2 separate regions of the Homo sapiens genome follow, and region 1 is linked to region 2. Evidence: chromatin loops called from intact Hi-C (ENCODE). Cell type or tissue: MCF 10A. All regions are shown on one strand. Links, peaks and the distances in the headings refer to the core of each region. The heading gives the core; the rest is flanking DNA.

The links. Hi-C counts contacts between places; a loop is a spot of excess contacts. Peaks named below come from ENCODE experiments on the same cell type or tissue, not always from the same donor. Only the 100,000 strongest peaks of a DNase experiment are listed, where the experiment ranks them.
Region 1: a loop joins it to region 2, with 6 times the contacts of the local background. A loop is called at or near these places in 4 of 110 quality-filtered maps.

What each region holds. Positions count from the first base shown.
Region 1 is chr5:141,555,353-141,560,352 of GRCh38, forward strand. The region is part of intron 18 of DIAPH1 (diaphanous related formin 1); the gene reads right to left. It overlaps DIAPH1-AS1 (DIAPH1 antisense RNA 1), which reads left to right and starts at 2,959. Exons shown (of 3, transcript NR_038333.1): 1 at 2,959-3,135. RefSeq lists enhancers at 1,937-2,789, 2,550-2,844. In MCF 10A, for the core only: CTCF peaks have their summits at 1,451 and 2,684 (motif pointing left); DNase peaks (open chromatin) are centred at 2,609, 3,089 and 4,329.
Region 2 is chr5:140,722,634-140,730,317 of GRCh38, forward strand. All of the region lies in intron 1 of LOC105378198 (a long non-coding RNA gene), which reads left to right. It also overlaps VTRNA1-3. Among named protein-coding and RNA genes, the nearest start is that of ZMAT2, 26 kb to the left of the region's middle. RefSeq lists an enhancer at 3,311-3,605. In MCF 10A, for the core only: no CTCF peak of the experiment used is centred there; a DNase peak (open chromatin) is centred at 3,518.

The DNA of each region.
Region 1 (5,000 bases), core at 1-5,000, 830 kb after region 2:
CTGGTTCAACTTTGACGGTGGGTTAGGAAGAACTCCCACTGACAACCAGCAGTAAAGACAGGCAGTCAAATGTAGAACCCATAGAATGCTCCCATTTGCTGCCTTCCCAGCCTTCTTACAGGAATGGTGCACTAATTAATCATCCAGATACTAAAGCACCTAATATACAACCTTATCAATGCTTGGGTTCCAGCCCCCATTTTCATAAGAGCAAAGATGAGAAGTCCAGAACAAAGGCCTCATGCTGTCCCTCACCCTAAAAACAACATCAAGGGCTGAGTAATTTCAGTTTACAGAATTGTGTGAAATAAGGGACCAAAATAGGTGGGTATAGATAGCACCTTAGCACAAAGGAAAAGAGGAAAATTTTTTCTGCAAAGGCTGTGACTCTCAACAAACAATAGTAGAAAAGAGAGACCCTTACACCTAGCTATGTGGTTAAAAAGTGGCCGTGCCAGGATCCGTATTTCTAGCTGCTGCAATCCTGACCTATTCAGCAGATTCTAAACCTTTTGCTAGTGGGAACTATAGTTTCCAAACTAGACATGGGGCCAATCTAGTCTCCACAGACCAGACTCTACGAGTGTCCTGCCAGCCTTGCCAAGAAGCCAGACCCTGCTAATTCCCTTCTATCACCTGTGCCCTTCCCTTGGGCAAGGGAATAGACTGCTTGCTGTGGCTGCTGAAAGTCAGAGTCACTGACCCATTTCAGAAGTGGGAGAAGAATATTAAGCAAGAACTTTCATCTGATCATTTGCATCTAAGTCAGTCTCAGGGAGTATCTCCAAAAAGGTCAAGGGAAGGACTAGCGATATTATAATCCTGAAGCCATAAAGGACTTTTCACCACATCCCCCCCGGCCCCAACACAGTATTATATTTTTTCTTTCTGTAAAAGTCCATGAAGTGCTGTTAATTCATTGAGTCTTACCAGGGAGAAAGCTGCTACTTAAGTAAAAAAAGTATTCGGGAAAAAAAAAGCTGATACTCTAGAATCACCATAGGGATGCAGCTATTACACAGTGGCCAAACACAGTTGTCCCAAAGCTTAAAAGCTCTCCTTTAATTCTTAGAACGGGTGAGGCCCACTTCTATGACCATGTTCTCCGTTGACGGCAGTGTGCAAACTTTTCTCAAGACTTTGGGTAACAGATTATCACGTCAGGAGAAAAGTAAGAGTCCAGCCCTTTCTCCCTCTGAAGGTGGCAGGGCATTGCTCCTTCACTTGGTCACCAATAGCCTCTGTGGGAAATCCTAAAGAAGAGGCTCTGCTCTGGCAAGAAGGGAAGTCTGGCTTTGTATCTTCTCAGTCCCAACCTGAGAGATCTTCTTTTTATTTATTTATTTATTTATTTTTTGAAATGGAGTCTCACTCTGTCACCCAGGCTTGAGTGCAGTGGTGCAATCTTGGCTCACCACAACCTCCGCCTCCCGGGTTCAAGCAATTCTCCTGCCTCAGCCTCCCGAGTAGCTGGAATTACAGGCATGCGCCACCAGGCGGCCCGGCTAATTTTTGTATTTTTAGTAGAGACGAGGTTTCGCCATATTGGCCAGGCTGGTCTCAAACTCCCAACCTCACGTGATCCGCCCGCCTCGGCCTCCCAAAGTGCTGGGATTACAGGCGTGAGTCACCGCGCCTGGCAGAGATCTTTTTAAAAGAAATTAAGTCTATAAATAAATTGCAAAATAAAAAATAAAAAAGAGCATAAGAGAGAACCTATAGAGACATCAACCAACTGCAATGTGTAGACTTTATTTGGCTCTGATTCAAATGAACTATTAAAAAAAACAACTATCATAAGATAATTTGGGAAATTTAATACTAACTGGCTATCTGATGATAAAGAATTTTTTAAATGTGATAATGGTAGTAATTATCTTCTTTTAAAAGTCCTAATTTTTTTGACACACATTCTGAACTGCTTAAGGATTAAATAATATGAACAAGGATACATGTAAAAATAATGGGTGGCAAAGACAAAGTTGATACAGGTATATGAAACAAGACTAGCTGTTGATTAAGTTTTTTAAATGGGTGATGGACATAGGGGTGTTCATACTAGTCTCTTTACATATATGTGTGTATGTGTGCGTGCATTTTTTTCACGGTTTCAAAAATAACATTTTTTAAAAAAATTCAGGACCATTTCCCTAGAGTCCTTGGGGCATTTGATTCTTCCCAGACAGCTAAGTGAAAGGGGTTCCTTTTTTTCTTCTTTTTTTGGGGGTATCTTTTCTTATCTGATCCTATAATTAAGAAAACTGCCCTAAACATCTCTGTAGCAAAAACACCTAAACCCAGGATTAGAGTCTAGATGAGGCAGAGGGGATGCCCTGGCCTGCTGCCTCAAAAGCTAGCACTCTGTCACTGTTAGTAGGTGTCCGGCAGCCAAACCATTTTGCTCTGTGCTCCGCTGGCAAGGACTTGCGGCATCGATTGCTCAGGATGCAGGCAGCCTGCAGCAAGGTGTGTCCCTGATGAGCAACTGCTGAGTAAAAGAGTACGTAGCTGCGCCTCAGCCAGTCTCCCTCCCTCTGCAAACCAGACTCCTCCTTTGCCTAACTCCTTTTTTTATTCCTGCGTCACAAATACAAAATGGAGTTAGCTGGGAGCAAAAACAATCTGTCTAAAATGGCTGAATGCGGTGGGGAGTGCCAGACAGTAAAGCGAAGGGAAAGGGCACCCCCTGGCGGCCAAGATAGGGAGTCTGTTTTATGTTCTTCACTACTTTTGCATTTCAAACGAATCAGTCCTACAGAGTCCAAGTTAATTTTGTCACAAATCTTGATGTTGAGCTCTAAAATTCAACTAATAGAAACTGAGGCACAAGAAGGGAAAATAATTTTCAGTCTCTAAAGACAAAGGGCACAAGTCAACAGCCCTGAGTTGCAGTTACTGCTTGGTTATGATCAGTAATAGTTTCTAGGAGACAACAGAACGGAAGGGAGGTCCTTTTATAGTACATGATTCCCCAGCTTCAATAATGGACTAATGACCCCCGGAATCCCACCGCTATAGCCTGCACTTCCCCAGGAATTCCTGTTTAAGGCGTCTCTCAATGAAGACCACAAACAGGAAATGGAGGAGTGGGGAGTTGCCTGACATCCTGGAAACTACGTTCTTAAAGAACTGCAGGTGGGAGTAAGTGGGATAGAAAAATGGGCTTTTCAAAAACTGTTGAGAACACGGACTGAGTCAGTTGTATCCGCACGGCTGGAAGACAGGCAGCTCCACCTAACCTCACTCACTTACTCAGGACCAAAACCCTACTTGCTCTGCCCAAGATAAAGCCTGCAGCATTTGTACCTATTCTACAGGGAACACCCTCCATTATCTTTATCTTACGCTACACCTCCCTTGAGTAAGCCAAGTACCTATGACTAAAAAAGAACATGTAAGAAAGGTGGAAAAAACAGAAATTATCTGGAAAAACTTGTGGGTACAAGTCATTAATGGTTGCCACTACTTAAATGAGGCTGCACAAATACGCCAGTTTATCCAACGTCCCTAAAGTGAGATAATGGCAACACATACAACACAGGTGCACAAAAATCACAAGTTGTTAAAAAAAAAAAAAAAAAGACTCTGGCATCACTATAGTTTTCTCTGAAGAAATAGGGTCTTTGTGGAAGAATCTTAGATCTCTCAGGCATATATGAAAGATCAGAACACTTAATAATCTCTCCAGGAAATAACTTTCTGTGAGGGTAACATAGCTATGGAATTGCCAAGTTCACCTAGCATACAATAAGCCATGTCTATTAAGCACTACATCAACTCTCTAATTCTGGGAAGAGGAGACAGTAAGAGGGTCTTAATGTTAATATAAGTGTTAATATAAGAAGCTGCCCAAATGGAGGACTTCTGATTTATATTCTTCATGGTTGTAATATACATAAGGGATAAATTCAGCACTTTAAAACAATCACTAAGGTATACATTATAGAAGGAAAAAATATCATGCCAACCGAATAGCAGTTATCCCTGCCCAAAGGTAACCGTATCACTGATACCTTGGCCAAAATATACAACTATCTGCAAAATCCCACAGAACTAGACCATTACAGATGTGCAAGCTGTAAGGAGGGACAGGGCAAACTGGCATTAATGAACAAACCTAAAGGACAAGAACAAAGCCACACAGAATCCCAAAGGAAGAACCAGATGCTGAGAGTTATAAAGAAGGGGACAGATATAAGTCTGGAAGGGTAGCAGAAAAGCAGTATTAAAAATCTGGGCACTTCACCAAGCATTTGGTCTTTCAGATAATATAGTCATTGAGTTTCCCACAGATACTTTCCCAGCACACCCAGGATGGTGACTCAATTAGGGAGTGCTAAAAAGAGGTCTGCTTCTAGGATGTGGGTGGGGAAGGACTGGAAGGACAGGCACTATCCCAAACAAGGACTCAGGTATGTCAGCAAAGAGGACAGGTTTATGCAAGGAAACAATAGGCTAGAGGGCAGAAGAAAAGGCATTAAAATAAGGTACTAGAAATAAAACTCTTTTCCTGGATTAAAAAATGTTTTATTATGGGAAAAATTAAACATTCAAAAACACAATTATTAATCCCCATGCATACATCACTCAGTTTCAACAGTTATCCACTCGTGACCAATTCTGTTTCATCTACACCCCACTTCTAAATCCCATAATGATCCGCAATTATTTCTGTACACATCTCTAAAAGATGATGACTTTTTAAAAAATGCCATGAAACCATTATCACACTAATTTCCAGCTGTCTCAACTGTCAAGTGTTTTGTATAGTTCATTTGGATCAAGATCTAAATAAGTTCCATATACTGTACTGGTTGATAAAATTTAAAATTCCCTCTTAATCTATATGTTCCTCTCCATCTCATTTTTTCCCCTGAAATTTATTTGTTGAAGAAATCAGGACACTAATCACTGGTAAAAATCAAGAAGCACTAGCACAGTTACTTTACACTGTCAGTCACTGGAAGCAAGCACCTGAGGTTTCTCTCAACATGCCTGCA
Region 2 (7,684 bases), core at 1,439-6,438:
ATTTTATTTTAGCAATTGTTTTTACAAATGTTAATTTCAGAATGCATTGTAGTAGGAGAACATTGTCTGAATGGGATTGGATCTTTGGAATTTATTGATGCTTCCTTTATGGCCTAATACATGGTCTATTGTTGTAAGTGTTATATGTATATTCAAAAAGAGTGCCTGTTTATTTTGGTTCTACATATTTTTAAAAATGTTTTTCATTTCAGCTCATTCATATCCATACTATTTTCAGTTCTATGTGATCTACAGTTCTTAGAGATGCATGTTAAAACATTTCCAACTACAATTGGTGATTTATGTATTTTTTCCTGTTTGTTTGATATAGTTCAAGATTGTATATTGGATGCATGTATGCTTATGATGATTGTATCAATTTTCTACAGTTAATTAATTAAGCATTTTAACACTGTGAGATAAACATGCAGAAAGTTTATGAGGTATATACGTAAATTTAAATACTTATAAAATGAATCCATATAATCACTACTATATAATCCATATAATCACTACTAAGGATAAGAAAACGTTGCCAACATTCCAGAAACCCTGTATCTCTCTTTTGATTTTCACAACCCCTTCACTTTTGGAATTAACCATTCACCTGATTTTTTAATTTTATTTATTTTATTTTATTTAGAGAAGAGGGTCTTGCTATGTTGCCCAGGCTGCAGTACAGTAGCCATTCACAAGTATAATTATAGCAGGCAACAGCCTTGAACTCCTGGGCTCGAGTGATCCTTCTGCCTCAGCCTCCCGAGTTGCAGGGACTCTAGGCATGCACCATTCTGCCCAGCTCCATTTACCTGATTTTTATTGATTTATTATTATTACTGGTATTATTTTTGAGACAGAGTCTTGCTCTTTCACCCAGGCGGGAGTGCAGTGGGGGTATCTCAGCTCACTGCAACGTCCGCCTCCCGGGTTCAAGGGATTCTCCCGCCTTAGCCTCCTGAGTAGCTGGGATTACAGTCGCCCACCACTATGCCTGGTTAATTTTTTTGTATTTTTAGTACATATGGGGTTTCACCATGTTGGCCAGGCTGGTCTTGAACTCCTGACCTCAAATGATCTGCCTGCCTCGGCCTCCCAAAGTCCTGGGATTACATGCCTGAGCCACCGCACCCAGTCTCATTCTTCAGGAAACCATCTAGTTTAATTTAGCTTCAAAGGATGTCGTTCCTTTTTTGGTACAGTGGAGCTTACCTCTGGTCACTTCTTTTTTTTTTCTTTTTTCTTTTTTTTTTTTTGTTTGAGACGGAGTCTTGCTCTGTGCCCAGGCTGGAGTGCACAGGCGCGATCTCGGCTCACTGTAAGCTCCGCCTCCCGGGTTCATGCCATTCTCCTGCCTCAGTCTCCCGAGTAACTGGGGCTACAGGCGCCAGCCACCACATCCGGCTAATTTTTTTTTTTTTTTTTTTTTTTTTAGTAGAGATGGGGTTTCACCGTGTTAGCCAGGATATTCTCGATCTCCTGACCTCGTGATCCGCCCGCCTTGGCCTCTCAAAGTGCTGGGATTACAGGCATGAGCCACGGCGCCTGGCCATCTCTGGTCACTTCTAAAATGCAATTCTGAATTTCAGAATCTTTAAACTCTTTTGGGACTGGTAAGTGGTTTGAGTCTCAAAGGGACCTAAGTCATGGGGGTGTTTGGAGGTGCTCAAGTTGGTGTCTTAGGAAAGGAAATGGAATGGAAATTCAAGAGCCCACAGCAATCTCCCAGATAACTCAGAAATCTCAAAGAGAAGCTTGTTTCAGGGCTTTCTAAAACCAATGGAAATGTTTGCATTCTGGTTGAGGAATATCCACTTGACCAGTGCTTAGGTGAACATGCTGTAGGTACTGGTATTATCGTCTGGGGCAATGCATCAAAGTCCCAGATGTCATGGAATGTACATTCTGGTGGAATTGCCCTTCAGAGTACCTGGGGAACAAAAGATGATCCTTATTACTAAAGATGATCCTACGGCTTCAGGCACCCTCAAGGCCTCTTGCATTTCTCCCATAACTTTCTCCAAATATGTGTGCAGATTCTTTAATCCAGCATATATTCTAACAACATACTTGTGTATGTGTACATATATGTACCAAGATGTGTATCACTGCAGCTTTATGATAGTGAAACTTAAAACTAGTACATTTATACTTGAATATAATGCAGCTGTTACAATACAAGTGATTTAGGTTTATATGCAGTGACTGGAAGGATCTCCAAGACATGCTGTTAAGTAAACAATATCCAACAACCAAGATTCCCAGCAAGCCAAGAAAAACCTTATGTTTTGTATACAGTTAAATATACAGATTGAGGGAAAGGACTGGAAGGATACACATTGAAATATAAACAGTGGTTAATTGGAGAAAAGTAGGAATTTGGGGAAGAAAGATTAGCTGTTTACAGTGCACATAAAAATAATAGATGTTACTGTAGTATTAAAAATGGAAATAATTTTTAGGCCAGGCATGGAGGCTCACACGGGTAATCCTAGCGCTTTGGGTGGCCAAGGTGGAAGGATCTGTTGAGGCCAGTTCCAGGTCAACCTTGGCAACATAGCAAGAGCCTGTCTCTACAAAAAGACAAAACAAAACAAAACAAGAAAGGCTGGGCATGGTGGCTGAAGCCTGTAATCTCAGCCCTTTGGGAGGCCGAGGCAAGCGGATCACCTGAGGTCAGGAGTTCGAGACCAGCCTGGCCAACATGGTGAAACTTCCTCTCTACTAAAAAATATAAAAATTAGCTGGGTGTGGTGGCGCATGCCTGTAGTCCCAACTACTTGGGAGGATGAGGCATGAGAATCGCTTGAACCTGGGAGGCGGAGGCTGCAGTGAGCCGAGTTGTTGCCACTGCAATCCAGCTTGGGCAACGGCGTGGAGAATCCGTCTCAGGAAAAAAAAAATTAGTTGGGCATGGTGGACTGCCTGTAGTCCTAGCTACTGGGAAGGCTAAGAGGGGCGTATGGGTTGAGCCTAGATGGGGCCATTGCACTGCAGCCTGGGTGACAGGGTGACAGAGGGGTATTCTGTCAAAAAAAAAAAAAAAAAAAAGCGCCGCAGGAAGTTTCCCCTGGGGAGAGGATGTAAGGTTTATCTAGTTTAGCAGCGAAGTTCTAAGATAAGGTCTGAAATACAATTTACACCTTGTAAAGACTCCACTCTTATGACCCAAGCTCTACTTGTAAAAGTCGATTTGATCACAAAGTGACCCTGCGTGGTTGTTTTGGGAGCGCAAAAGCTGGAGGCAAAGGAGGTGGGGGCGTGTGGAGAGTTGTGGACCAGGTGACTGCTGAGGAGAGAATAAACCGGGGGCACAACCGCGGAAGAGCTCTCCAGGGGTTAGAGGAAGGCTGAGTACTTGTCACTGCTGTATGTCCCCAGATGGACACTCTGCAATTGCCTGGAGATAGCGGCGGATTGGACAGTCCAGGTCGCTGAGTCAAGCTAAAGCACCGTTGTTTTGACTCACTCTTTGTGACGTAGGTCTTTCTCACCAGTCAAGAAAATACAATCCGAAAGCAACCTCTGGGCTGGCTTTAGCTCAGCGGTTACTTCGCGTGTCATCAAACCACCTCTCTGGGTTGTTCGAGACCCGCGGGCGCTCTCCAGCCCTCTTACTGCTGAAGTTCAGCTCACTTTCCATAATAAAAGGATCCAGGGTTTCTTGGAGAAATGGCTGATTTTAGTAGTGGGCAGGAAATATAGAAATGGACACGGAGCACCTCGTAGTGCTAGAAAGCAAGGAAGTGCTTAAAATCCAAACACAACCAAACTCTTAACTTTTAAAGTTTTTTCAGTGTTCAGTAATGTTCACGTGTTTGTTCTAACAGTTACCTGTATATTTGTATCTTCTTGTCCTTTTTGCCTGAGGCCCACAGGAGTTTTTCTTTCAAATCTAATGGATGCTCTAAGATATACCTCAGACTTGATCATTCCATATAATTTTTCCTAGGTTTCCTTTCGATATGTAGACCCAAGTTTCTTTTATTATAGTTTTGAAGATTACATCGGTTCCATTGTTTTATTCTTCTTCAGGGACTGCAATGTATGTTGGATCTTTGCCTCTACACCAACGCCACTTTCTGTCTGATCCTTTGAATGGCTTTTTTTTTTTTCAGATGGAATCTCACTCTGTTGCCCAGGATGGAGTGCAATGGTGCGATCTCCGCTCACTGCAACTTCCATCTCCTTTTTTCAAGCGATTCTCCTGCCTCAGCCTCCTGAGTAGCTGGGACTACAGGCACATGCCACCATACCTGGCTAATTTTTGTATTTTTAGTAAAGACAGGGTTTCACCATAATGGCCAAGCTGGTCTCGAACTCCTGACCTTGTGATCCACCCGCCTCGGCCTCCCGAAGTGCTGGGATTACAGGCGTGAGCCACTGCACCCGGCTGAATTGCTTTCTTTTGATTTTATTTTTATTTTATTGGCTGTGTTAATACCTTTCCTCAATACCAGTTATTATATTTTAAGTAAAAGCTCTTCCTCTTCGAACATCTTATAATTTAGTTTTTTTTTCTGATTTTTTTATTCTTCTATTTCTCCTGCTTTTTTTTTTTTAACAAACTGTTTTCTTAGTTATTTCGTTCTTTGTCCATTTCTGTTCTGAGTTATTTTTCTGATTCATGGCATTTTTTTTCATGTTACCAAATTATTGTTTAAGGTTATTTAATTTTGGCTGGAATATTATGTTTCAGGTTTCTGGTATCATGTTGAGTTTTTTTTTTTTAGAAAATATAGATTTTCACTTAAATTTTTTCTATATAATATGTCTGCAATTTTCTGTGCATTTTGTAATATTTTATTTTCCAGTTTCAGCAACTGCAAATGAGGCAGGAGGTTGGGTGCCTTACCAGCTTTCTTAGTTCAAGAGTGCCCTCTTTTTTTAGAGTGGCGCACTGGCTGATGTCTTCTGATTTTGTGATTCTGTTTCATTTCTGTGGGACTCTTAACTTTCTTTTTCTTTTTCTTTTCGAGACACAGCCTGTCTCTGTCTCCCAGGCTGGAGTGCAGCGGCTCCATCTCTGCTCACAGCAACCTCTGCCTCCTGGGCTCAAGCGATCCTCCTGCCTCAGCCTCCTCCCGAGTAGCTGGGACCACAGGTGCGCACTACCTCGCCTGGCTAAATTTAGTATTTTATTTTATTTTATTTTTGTAGAGATGGGGGTCTCACCATGTTGCCCAGGCTGGTCTCGAGTTCCTGAGCTCAAGAGATCTGCCCACCTCGGCCTCCCATAGTGTTGGGTTTATAGGAGTCAGCGACTGCGCCCAGCCTGGGACTCTTACTCATTGCTTGCTTCGTTTTTCTTCACCATCAAGCCCTGAAGGGGTACCTCCCCTTCAAGTCGCCTCTTTCTTCCTGCCTTTCCTCTTGCCTTTGCAACATTGCCATTGCCAGTCTCAAACAATTTCACCCCCTTTTAAAATCTGTCTCAGTTCTTTCATCTACCAGATCTCGGACGTATTGTCAGTATTTCTCCACTCAAGATGGGACTCTCTTTTTCTGGTGGTGGTTTAGCCTTTCTGTGCCATCTTGGCTTCTCTTCTAGAGCATGGCTCTGTAACTGGATCTGCTGGTTTTGGATGTATATACCTGCTTTTATATAAAATGGGGTTTATAATTTTCTCTGTCTGTAAATTATATTGTAGCCATGGATGGTTTTATTCGTTCTCCTTAGTTTTGTTTGTTTATAGGATGTGTGGAGAGATTCAAATTTAGGTAACTGGTGTTGTTCTATAGGAATCTGGAAGCCAGAACATTTGTTTTTGTTTTCCATAAAAAATTTTAATTGTGGTAAACTACACAGAATATAAAATTTGGCATATGAACCATTTTAAAATGTTCAGCTCAGTGGTGGTAGGTACATTCACACCGTTTTGCAACCATCACCACTATCCATCTCCAGAACTCTTCATCTTTCAAAACTGAAACTCTATACCCATTAACTAATAACTCTCCACCTCCCTCTATCCCTAATCCCTGGCAACTGCCATTCTGCTTTCCGTCTCTATAAATTTGACTACTCTAGGTATCTCATAGAAGTGGAATCATACAGTAGTTGTCTTTTTGTGACTCGTTTATTTCACTTAGCACTATGTTTTATTTTGTTTTGTTTTGTTTTGTTTTGAGATGGAGTCTGGCTCAGTCACCCAGGCTGGAGTGCAGTGGCACAATCTCGGCTTACTGCAACCTCCACCTCCTGGGTTCAAGCGATTCTCCTGCCTGAGCCTCCCAAGTAGCTGGGACTTCAGCCTCCTGCCACCATGTCCTGCTAATTTTTTGTAACTTTACTAGAGACTGGGTTTCACTCTGTTAGCCAGGATGGTGTCGATCTCCTGACCCCATGATTCTCCTGGGATTACAGGCATGAGCCACCGCACCCAGCCAGCACAATGTTCTTAAGGTTCATCCACGTTGTATCATGTACTACAATTTCATTCCTTTTGAAAAAGGATAAATAATATTTTATTGTATGTGAATACTACAATGGAATACTATTAAAATGGAATGTTTTGTTTAGTCATTGTCCATCAATGGACATTTGGGTTGTTTTGACCTCTTGCCTATTATGAACAATGCTGCTATGAACATGAGTGTACAAATATCTGTTTGTGTTTCTGCTTTCAATTCCTTTGGGTATATACCCAGAAGTGGAATTGCTGGGTTATATGGTAATTGTACTTTTAATTATTTAAGTGACTGCTGTACTGTTTTCCATAGCAGCTGTATCACTTTACATTCCCACCAATAGTGCAGAAATGCTTCAATTTCTCCATGTCTTCACTAACACTTATTCTCTCTCTCTCTGTGTGTGTGTGTGTGTGTGTGTGTGTGATTGATAGCAGCTATCCTGAAGGGTGTGAGGTTGTATCTCCTGTGGCAGCTCATTTGATTTTAATCTTTCTTAATCATTAGTGTATTTAAAACTGCAAGTTTACCTTTAAGTACTGCTTTAGTTGTAGTACACAAATTCTTCATGTAGTGTTTCATTCACTTCTAAGTATTTTTTAAGCAGAATCTTATTTAGTAATATGTTATTTAGTTTCCAAACACATGGGATTTTATTTTAGCTATTGTTTTTACAAATGTTAATTCCAGGATGCATTGTAATAGGAGAACATTGTCTGAATGGGATCAGATCTGTGGAATTTATAGCCTAACACATGGTCTATTGTTGTAAGTGTTATATATATATTCAAAAATAATGCCTGTTTATTTTGGGTCTACATATTTTTAAAATTGTTTTTCTTTTCAGCTCATTCATATCCATACTATTTTCAGGTCTATGTGATCTACAGTCCTTAGAGATGCATATTAAAACATTTCCAACTACAATTGGTGATTTATGTATTTTTTCCTATTTGATGTAGTTCAAGACTGTATTGTAGATGCATGTATGCTTATGATGACTGTATCAATTTTCTACTGTTCACTAATTAAACATTTTTAAACTGTGAGATATAACATACATGCAGAAAATTCATGAGGTAAATACATAGATTTAAATAAATGCTTATAAAATGAATCCATATAATCACTACTAAGGTAAGAAAACATTGCCAACATCCCAGAAACCCTCTCTCTCTTTTGATTTTTACAATCCCTTCACTTTCTTTTGGAATTAACCATTCACCTGATTGTTTATCTTATTTATTTTTATTGTATTTAGAGAAGATGGTCTTGC